4 separate regions of the Homo sapiens genome follow, and all the other regions are linked to region 1. Evidence: read pairs that join two places in POLR2A ChIA-PET (ENCODE). Cell type or tissue: K562. All regions are shown on one strand. Region 1 overlaps RSPH14 (radial spoke head 14 homolog). Region 2 has its middle 39 kb from the start of MIR650. Region 3 overlaps PRAME (PRAME nuclear receptor transcriptional regulator). Region 4 has its middle 72 kb from the start of GNAZ.

Region 1 (2,500 bases):
AAAGACAGAAAAAAATCTATGATTAATGAGGATATAAATCACCTGGAACTCTCATATACTGCTAGTGGAAGTATAAATTGGTACAAGTATTTTATTCATTTTTTTTAGAGACAGGATCTTGCTATGTTGCTCAGGCTGGAGTGCAGTGGTTATTCATAGGTACAGTCCCATTACTGATCGGCACAGGAGTTTTGACCTGCTTTGTTTCTGATCTGGGCTGGTTCACCCCTCCTTAGGCAATCTGGTGGTCCCCCCATCTCGGGAGGTCGCCATATTGATGCCAAACAGTGCGGACACCCGACTGGCGTAGGGCACTACAGCCTAGAACTCCTAGGCTCAAGCAATACACCTGCTTTAGCCTCTTGGGTAGCTGGGACATGGCATGTGCAGATGCAAGTATTTTAGAAAACCATTGGGTAGTACCTTCTAAAAGCTGAACATAATCTTACCCAGGCCAGCCATTCTCTTCTTAGGTATGTTTCAAAATAAATGCATATACATGTCCATCAAAAGACATTTATAAGGGTGTTCATAGCCACTCTATTCTTGGTAGCCATAAGCTAGAAACAATTCAGATGTCCGTCAGCAACGGAATGGGTAAGTAAACTGTTGTATACTCACATAGTGTAAATACCATACTCCAGCATAAACAAGCAAAAATCAGTAATACATCCCACACGTAAATCTCAGAAATAAAACGTTAAGCAAAAGTAGCTACAAGCAAGATATTACAAGCTGGATGTTTCCATTTATGTAAAGTTTTAAAAGGGGCATCATCTATGGTCTTATAAATTGAAGATACCATTTATCATTGGTAAGGGTAATACCCAGTATGGGCATGTGGGAAGTTTCTGGAGAGGTGGTAAATACTCTCTACATGTCTTGATTGGGGTGGCAGTTACACCACATGTTCACTGAAAACAACTTGACCAAATGTTCGTTTAGGATATGCGCTTTTCTTTTTTCTTTCTTTTTTTTTGTCTTAAGACAGAGTCTCGCACTGTCGCCCGGGCTAGAGTGCAGTGGTGCAATCTTGGCTCACTGCAACCTCCGCCTCCCAGGTTCAAGCGATTCTTCTGCCTCAGCCTCCCAAGTAGCTGGGATTACAGGTGCCCACCACCATGCCCAGCTAATTTTTGTATTTTTAGTAGAGACAGGGTTTCACCATATTGGCCAGGCTGGTGTCGAACTCCTGACTTCGTGATCTGCCTGCCTCGGCCTCCCAAAGTGCTGGGATTACAGGTGTGAGCCACCACACCCAGCGGATATGTGCTTTTCTAATATGTATGTTGTAATTTAATAAAAAGTGGACGATCTACACCCTGGTACATATGTGACCTGGAGAGGAGACCGACGGACAACTTGAGTGCCCGACAGATCTGTGTGCAGGACGCAAGCCTACCTCTAGGCACCTGGACCAGCTGCATGTATGCCTTGTACAGGTTCCCCCGGCAGACTGGGCTGGGGTCATTCAGCAGGAAGGACAGGGCAAGGACGATGTCGTGCTCTAGAAAGGCGTATCTAGGGAAGGGAGGGTGGACAGTGACATAAGTGAGACCATGCCCTGAGAGGCTCAAATTAGAAGAGTCAGGGTCCCTGCTGGAGTCTGATCCATGCTATCTGGGGTAGACCACATTCCTCTGGCTTTGTGGGAGCAGACAAAGGCTACAGGTGCGTGATCCATCTCACCTGAACCTCCAGGGGAGCGAGCTCAGCAGGCCCAGCCCACCTTGGCCCCTTGTTCTTCTGGTCTCCCTTGCCTCCACATCTATGTACACCAGTTATGCTTGTTGTTATCATTATATAAGTTCAGTAAATATTAGGCAAGCCAATTAGATGAGAAGAGGATTTTCTTTTTCAAATTTGTTTATGAGAAAAAGTTGAATGCTTTGGAAGGACTCAAAATTGAGCCCCAACTCCCAACCAAAAAAAAAAAAAAAAAAAAAAAAGGAGATGATTGGCTGGGCGCAGTGGCTCACACTTGTAATCCCAGCACCTTAGGAGACCTAGGCGGATAGATGACTTGAGGTCAGGAGTTCGAGACCAGCCTGGCCAACATGGCAAAACCCCGTCTCTACTAAAAATACAAAAAATCAACCAAGCTTGGTGGCACATGCCTGTAATCCCAGCTACTCAGAAGGCTGAGGCACAAGATCACTTGAGCCCAGGAAGCAGAGGTTGCAGTGACCTGCAACTGCACCACTGCCCTCCAGCCTGGGTGACAGAATGAGACTGTCTCAAAAAAGACAAAAAAAAGAGATGATTGTAAAAGATTCTAGATAGCTCACACCTAATCCCAGTGCTTTGGGAGACTAAGGTGGTAGAATCACTTGGGCCAGGAGTTCAAGACCAGCCTGGGCAACATGGTGAGACCCAGTCCCTACTAAAATGTTAAAAGTTAGCCAGGCATGGTGGTGTGTGCCTGTGTTCCCACCTACTCAGTAGGCTAAGGTGGGAGGATCGTTTGAGCCTAGGAGTTTAAGGCTACAGTGAGCTAGGA
Region 2 (2,500 bases), 350 kb before region 1:
ATATTCAGATACCAAACAGCAGAAAATCCATATTGTAATATATTTCCATGAGAAAAAACAAGAGCTCTGTATTAAAATATTGATTATTATTAAAAATAATCCCACTGGGTTTCCTGACTTTTTTATTAGCAAGTCAGTCTCCGCCTGTTTTCAGTAGTACAACCTCTATTTAACAAATGTTTTGTATTTTTAATCAGCCACTTAGAAAAAATATTATATTTTATATCAATTCTACGTTCAGTGCCAAAACCAGTGTTTTGTACATTCCACAGAATTATTTGTTGAATAAATAATGAATAACTTAAATAAGTTATAGTATCCATATATAAATAATATATCATCTCCGAATACAGTGATAACATTTGTTATGTAGAAAATGATTTCAATCTCAGTTAAAAATATTTTGGGCATAGGAGTTACTGTCATATAAAGATTCTCACATTGTTTTGTTTATATGAAAATGTTTGCAGTTAACGTACATTTTTGGTACCTAAGGCTTTTGCTCTTGCTGCCATAGCAAACAGTGTGCCTATTAAGAACACGAACCTGAGTTTTATTTCATTTTAACAGATTTCTTAATAAAATATATGCCACCTTATTTGGTTTAATACATAAGCAAAGAGCCATCCACTCCACCATTGCCCCTTGTCCCTCCTCCAATGCAGCTCCTTAAGATGTTACTGATAGCAGAGGACTTTGTGTTCAACCTAAGCACTTTATAGCCCTTTTATTTTCAACTAGGTATGAGGTAAAATAATTCAGCACCAATAAAACAAACACTCTTTAAACAATGACCCTTTTTCTTAGCCTGTTCAACAAAACGCAGCAAGACAGAGTACACTTCTCTTTCCCAGCAAATCAGTGTTGCCACTACATTCTCTACGTTCTGAAAACTTGTATTATTGACTTTCTTACAAACACCCTTTGAGCTTATAATTTAGATGTCATCAAATAATGTACAAAAACACGCTACTTCCTCCCCCTTCTCTTCTCTTCTTACCAGACTATTGTCAGTTTGCTTTTCTATCCAACTCCTTTCTTCTGTCTACTTGATTTTTAAAAGACTTTCTACATATTTACTATCTTGGTATTGTAGAGACCAACTATGTGGTCAAACTACACATATAGGAAGAACTGAATTATATGCAAGCATTTTTAAATAAACGATTCCTCCTCAGTTTTCTGTGATTATTTCATATAATCAAATGTCTTCCAGATACACATCCCAAACGAGTGGTTGTCAAGCTCTGCTTTGTTGTCTAATTTTATCAGAATTATCCAAAATTCTTATGATAAATACAGATGAATTAGCATAACTCCAGATTTATGAAATGAAAATTTCCAGAACCCAGGAATATGCATTGAAAAAATGTATTCCTCACGTGGTGCTGATGTGATATGGGATCTGAGTTTAGAATCCAAGGAAAATTACCCTCCTTGCCCTCTAGTTGGCCAGAATTACCTAGTTGACCAGAGTTGCTCTCTTGTTATCTAGAGGTCCTCTTCCCTTTTCACATTCTGCTCTCTCTCCTTCTGTACCTTCCTCCTCTCCTCCCTCCACTTCTGCTCATCCAGATCCCAAGCCCTTCTCCATTGATTCTCCTAAAACTCCAAATGGTCAGTTGCCACTAAAGTCCCTCTGTCCCATGAACAAGATTTGTGGGCAAATGTAGAATTTAAGCTTGGACAGAGCTGAATCAGAGCTGCAATTAAAGATTTCCCTAAACCCAGCAGGGACCAGCAAATACTTATAGAAGATTAGAGATTTCTTGTGAGTGCAAAGGGCTCAGAGTGACCTGATGCTATAGACCAAATCTTATGGTCCCCTCAAATTCATGTGTTAAAATCTAATTCCCCATATGATGGGATTTGGAGGTGAGGCCTTGGAAGGTGATTAGATCATGAAAGCAGAGACTGTATGAATGGGATCAGTGTCCCTATCAAAGGGACTGCTGAGAGCTCCCTCATCTCTTCTGTCATGTGAGGACACAGTAAAAAGATGGCAGTCTATGAACAAGGAAGGAAGCCCTCATCAGACACGAAACCTGCTGACGAGTTGACCTTGGATTTTACCATCTCCAGAAGCATGAGAAATGAATTTGTTTCTCTGCTACCTAGTGCAGTGCATTATCTTTTGGCACCCAGATTGGCTACAGTACCAACATATCAACTTGTACACGTAATTTTTGAAATTCTGATGCCAAATCTTTGATGGCAACAGGTGATTGATCTGCTGGAGGAATGGACTGACATGATCCCTCTTTCCACAATAAACCAGAGAGTAAAAACAAGCAAAAGTAGGTCAAGGTCTTCTAAAAGCCGTACCTGAAAGGTTTCCAGTAACAGTTGATTAGATGGTAATTCAATCACACAAACAACCACGGCAAAGATACACAACTATCAGACATTTTCAGAATAGCCTCTAAAACAACATCTGACAACATTAGGGAGTTAAAGAAGGCACGAACTTTCAAAAAGTCAAACTTTATTTAAATGTTAT
Region 3 (2,500 bases), 580 kb before region 1:
ATGTGTGGTGAGAACACTTGAAATATACTCTTAGCAATTTTCATGTATACAATACATTATTAACTACAGTTACCATCTTGTATACTAGATATCTTGAAAAAGCCTCCACCCTCCAGCACAGTGGCTCATGTCTGTAATCCCAGCATTTTGGGAGGCCAGGGTGGGAGAATGGTTTGAGCCCAGGAGTTCAAGACCAGCCTGGGCAACACAAGGAGACCTCATCTCTATTAAAAAAAAAAAAAAGAAAAAAAAGAAAGAAAATGTCTTTAATTCCAAAGCATCTGAAAAGAAAAAGAAAAAAATCTATGGAATATTTTTTAACCTTTTAGTTAAAATGGAATATTTTTTAACCTTGTAGTTAAAATGGAATATTTTTTAACCTTGTAGTTAAAAAAAAGCCTAACTAGTAAATCACTGATTTAAAAAATCATAAATGATGCAAATTATAATTGCTTGCCACATACTATTTAAATTGTAATAAAGTAAAATTCAAAGTAGATGTCTTTTATTTTCCAAAAAAAAAAAAAAAAGCCGTTTAAGAAATTATTTTTAACATATACAAAATGGCAGAAATCAAAATGTTTGGGATTCAATATAAATAATAAATGTTCCAGGTAATGGTTATACTAATTACCATAATTTGATCATTACATACTATATATGCATAAACTGAAATTTCACATGTACCCTATAAATATGTACAATTATTGTGTATCAATTAAGAAATCAATCCAATAACCAAATAAAAATGTTTGGGATTAAGGCAAAACTACATTTAGAGACAAGAACAAAGCCTGTTCCTTTGTAAGGAAAGAAAAAGGAAAACCATCTAAGCAGCATTGGCCCTCATGGCCCGTGGAGACCCTGAGGTGACAGTAGAAGGAGGCAGTGGCCATAGCCTGAGGCTCCCGACTCACCAGACCCAGCTGTGGTGCAGAAGCCATCTGCCCAGACCTCTGGGAAGACCACAACATTGACTCCATGGCCTCTGGGTCCCTCCTCTGGCCCCTCTGAAGCTATTACAGGCCTTTCTGGGCATACCTCCCCTTTCAACTCCACGCTGCCAACGGAAGAGCCAAATCTAATTACATTCCTGGATCTCCAGCCAGTGAATCCTGATGGGGTTTTTTACTTACTTCAGGTTCAACTGATTGAATGGGATGTCTATTTACAAAAAGGAAAGAAAAAGTGAACAAAACCACCCAGAGAGTATAACTGTTAGGGGAATTTTTGGCCACATCAAAATTACCCAAATAGTCCAGTTAAGATAGCTTTATGAAGAGCATCATGACATCACCCCTTCCCACTCCCAAACAATCCCCAAGTATCAAATTGTCACTTATACCCCATGTTCCCTAACACAGCAAATCACATGCCTATCCAAGGAAAAAGGGAGGAACAACAGAGGGGTGGCTGGTCTTCCAGACTTTGAAAGTCAAGGCTGTCCTGAAGGAAGGTGGGTCAAAATTACACTACAATTAGGAGTTAGTCAGAAGTAAGGCTGGGCATTTGTAATGGGACTGAGTGGATTACCACAAAGACAGATAGGTTTTTTTGGGGGCGGAATTGAAAGACTTTGGCCTGGATGGAGTAGAGAAATTAAAAAGGGGAATGGCTAAGGAAGATGAAAGATAGTTCCAGTAAAGCCAAGGTAATCACTGAGGCAGGGAGGGAGTTCAATCTTCCTCCCTCCCTAGAGGGAAAGGGTGTTTTCTCCCAGAAAGTCAGGATCCTCTTGGCAAACAGCCTTGACAAGATTAAATCTAGGAATGTGGGCTGGAGAGGTGGGATAGAGAGTAATATTGGTGACCAAACCTAGGACAGCAACATTTTCAAGTCTGAAAGACCTTGTGGTTTCTTAGGAATCTTGGAGCCAGGAAAGAAATAAACAAGGGCTGAAAGCACACATCCCTGCAATTAAAGAAGTTGTCAGAAGACCTTCTCTTTATGGTTAGGTGTCCTCTTCCACACTGGGGCTGTTCACAAGCAGCAGGTCAGGCCTTTACCACAAACATAATCTCCAATGGCCAGCCCCTTCCTAAGTATTACTAATGTTTCCACACTTCAAGAAAACAGCTGTTCTTTCTTGCCCCTAAGCTGCTCAGGTACAGAGATTCTGGTCAGCGAGATGCAATCAGGCCTATCAATTAGACTCAGTTTTTCTCTATTTCCATGCTAGGCACAGTGCACAAATACATTTTCCGTCACAAAAAATTGAAGTTATATTTGGCATTTAAGGATCTGCTTAGGGATGATTCCTATCCTGGGCCTGATCACCCACTGGTGCTTTTGAAGTTTTGGAACCTCTCCACCCAAAGAATTCTCCAGGCCATTCTCTGCCTCATGCACTGTGAAGTCCCTACAATTCTTATATTCTACTGGCAAGTGTCCAGCTGGAATGTCTTGCGGCCTGACTTTGTTTACTGTGGCCTGCGTAAGGAGGCTGTAATTCGTTGAAGGATGTTTTCCATTTTGGTTCTCTCTCTGGAGACTTTCTCCT
Region 4 (2,500 bases), 130 kb before region 1:
GGTACTCTCCAAGGTACATTATAATCAAACTGTCAAAAGTCAAAGACAAAGAGAATTCTAAAAACAACAAAAGTGTCAAGTCACATATAAGGGACTACTCATCAGACTAAAAGCAGATTTCTCAGAAGAAATCTTCCAGGCCAGGAAAGAATGGAATGATATATTCAAACTGTGGAAAGGAACAAAATTGCTAGCCAAGAATACAACACCCAGCAAAGCTATCCTTCAGAAATGAAGGAGAAATAAAGTCTTCCCCAGACAAGCAAAAACTAAGGAAATTCATCACCAGTAGACTAGTTCTACAAGAAGTAAGAAGTTTCTACCTCTGGAAGCAAAAGGACAATATTTACCATCATGAAAACACTCAAAACTAAAAAACTGACTCAGAGCAGATAGACAAATGAGAAAAAGGAATCAAATTTTACCACTATATAAAACCACTAGATCTCAAAGATAAACAATAAGAGAGGAAGAAAGAAACAAAGGATATACAAAACAATCAGAAATTAATTAATAAAATGACAGGAGTAAGTTCTCACCTAACAGTAATAAACTTGAATGTAAATAGTTTAAATACCCCCATTAAAAGATATAGACTGGTTGAATAGCTATGCTGATGTAAGACAAAGTAGACTTCAAGTAAAAGAGCATAGATACAAAAAAAGTCACTATATAATGACAAAGAGATTAACTCAGCAAAAGGATATAATGATTATAAATACACATGTACCCAATACTAGTGAACCCAGATATAAAAAGCAAATATTACTAGAGCTGAAGAGGAGAGATAGAGCCCATACAATAATTGCTGTGGACTTTCACACCCCAATTTTGGTGCTGGACAGATCATCTAGAAAGAAAATCAACAGAAAAATTGCACTTAATCTGGTCTACAGACCAAATGGGCCTCACAGACATTTACAGAAAATTTTATCCAACAGCTAAAGAATATCATTTGTCTCATCAGGACATGGAACATTCTCCAGGATGTATCATATGTTAAGCCACAAAACAAATCTCACCAAGGATTTTAAAATTGAAATTATATTACCTATCTTCTCAGACCAAAATGGAATTAAACTAGCAATCAATAATGAGAGGAACTGTGGAGACTGTACAAATACATGAAAATTAAATAACATGCTCCAGAACAACCATTAGGTCACGGAAGAAATTAGAAGCAAATCAAAAAAATTCTTGAAACAAGTGAAAATAAAACACAACATACCAAAATCTATGAGACAGAGCAAAAGCAGTGTTACAAGGGAAGCTTATAGCAATCTTTCTGCACCTATATCAAAAACATAGAAATATTTTAAATAAACAACCTAAAGATCCACCTCAAGGAACTAGAAAGCAAGACCAAACCAAACCCAGAATTAGAAGAAGGAAAGAAAGAATAAAGATCACAGTAGAACTAACTGAAATCAAGACAAAAAAATACAAAAGGGCCAGGCACGGTGGCTCCTGCCTGTAATCTCAGCACTTTGGGAAGCCGAGGCAGGCAGATCACTTGAGGTCAGGAGTTCAAGACCAGCCTGTCCAAAATGGTGAACGCTGTCTCTACTAAAAATATAAAAATTAGCTGGATGTGGTGGTGGGCACCTGTAATCCCAACTACTCAGGAGGCTGAGGCAGGAGAATCACTTGAACCCAGCAGGTGGAGTTTGCAGTGAGAAGACATTACACCACTGCACACCAGCCTGGGCATTGGAGTGAGACCTAGTCTCAAAAAAAAAAAAAAAAAAGATCAACAAAAGGAAAAGTTGGTTTTCTGAAAAGACAAAATTTACAAACCATTAGCTAGACTGAAAATACAGAAGACTCAAACAGATAAAATCAGAAACAAAAAGGAGATATTACCATTCTATGGTAATTTTCTGATACCACAAAAATACAAAGGGTCTTTAGAGGTTATTATGAACAACTATATGCCAACAAATTAGAAAACCTAGAGGAAATGGATAAATTCCTGGACACATATAACCTACCAAGATTGAACCAGGAAGAAAGAAAACCTGAACAGAGCAACAGTGAGTAATGAGATTGCATCAGTGCATTAGTCTGTTCTCACATTGCTATAAAAAACTACTGGAGACTGGGTACTTTATAAAGAAATTTATTTGACTCACAGTTTCAAGGATGTACAGGAAGCATAGCTGGGGAGGCTTCAGGAAACTTAAAATTATGGAAGAAGGCAACGGGAAGCAGGCATGTCTTACATGGCCAGAGAAGGAAGAGAGAGTAAAGGAGGACGTGCTACATACTTTTAAACAACCAGATCTCACAAAAACTCACTATTACAAGAACAACAAGAGGAAGTCCACCTCCATGATCCAATCAACTCCCACTGGTCCCTCCTCCAACATTGGGGATTACAATTCAACATGACATTTGATTGAGGACACAAAGCCAAACCATATCATTTTGCCCCCTCCCCTCCCAAACCTCATGTCCTTCTCACATTGCAAAATACAATCATGCCTTTGCAACAGTCTCC

The links. ChIA-PET counts read pairs that join two places held together with the same protein. Peaks named below come from ENCODE experiments on the same cell type or tissue, not always from the same donor. Only the 100,000 strongest peaks of a DNase experiment are listed, where the experiment ranks them.
Region 2: POLR2A ChIA-PET joins it to region 1 with 8 read pairs; 3 of 35 experiments call an interaction of 5 or more read pairs at or near these places.
Region 3: POLR2A ChIA-PET joins it to region 1 with 5 read pairs; 1 of 35 experiments calls an interaction of 5 or more read pairs at or near these places.
Region 4: POLR2A ChIA-PET joins it to region 1 with 6 read pairs; 2 of 35 experiments call an interaction of 5 or more read pairs at or near these places.

What each region holds. Positions count from the first base shown.
Region 1 is chr22:23,132,624-23,135,123 of GRCh38, forward strand. RSPH14 (radial spoke head 14 homolog) reads right to left here. Exons shown (of 7, transcript NM_014433.3): 4 at 1,403-1,521. It also overlaps the pseudogene RN7SL6P. Among named protein-coding and RNA genes, the nearest start is that of RSPH14, 8.1 kb to the right of the region's middle. In K562, no CTCF peak of the experiment used is centred here; a DNase peak (open chromatin) is centred at 1,525; H3K27me3 peaks cover 2,465 bases.
Region 2 is chr22:22,782,986-22,785,485 of GRCh38, forward strand. It overlaps IGL. Among named protein-coding and RNA genes, the nearest start is that of MIR650, 39 kb to the right of the region's middle. In K562, no CTCF peak of the experiment used is centred here; a DNase peak (open chromatin) is centred at 1,486; H3K27me3 peaks cover 167 bases.
Region 3 is chr22:22,551,892-22,554,391 of GRCh38, forward strand. The region is part of intron 3 of PRAME (PRAME nuclear receptor transcriptional regulator); the gene reads right to left. It also overlaps IGL. Among named protein-coding and RNA genes, the nearest start is that of PRAME, 6.1 kb to the right of the region's middle. RefSeq lists a silencer at 2,273-2,470. In K562, no CTCF peak of the experiment used is centred here; DNase peaks (open chromatin) are centred at 970 and 2,030.
Region 4 is chr22:22,997,625-23,000,124 of GRCh38, forward strand. No RefSeq gene overlaps it. Among named protein-coding and RNA genes, the nearest start is that of GNAZ, 72 kb to the right of the region's middle. In K562, no CTCF peak of the experiment used is centred here; no DNase peak of the experiment used is centred here.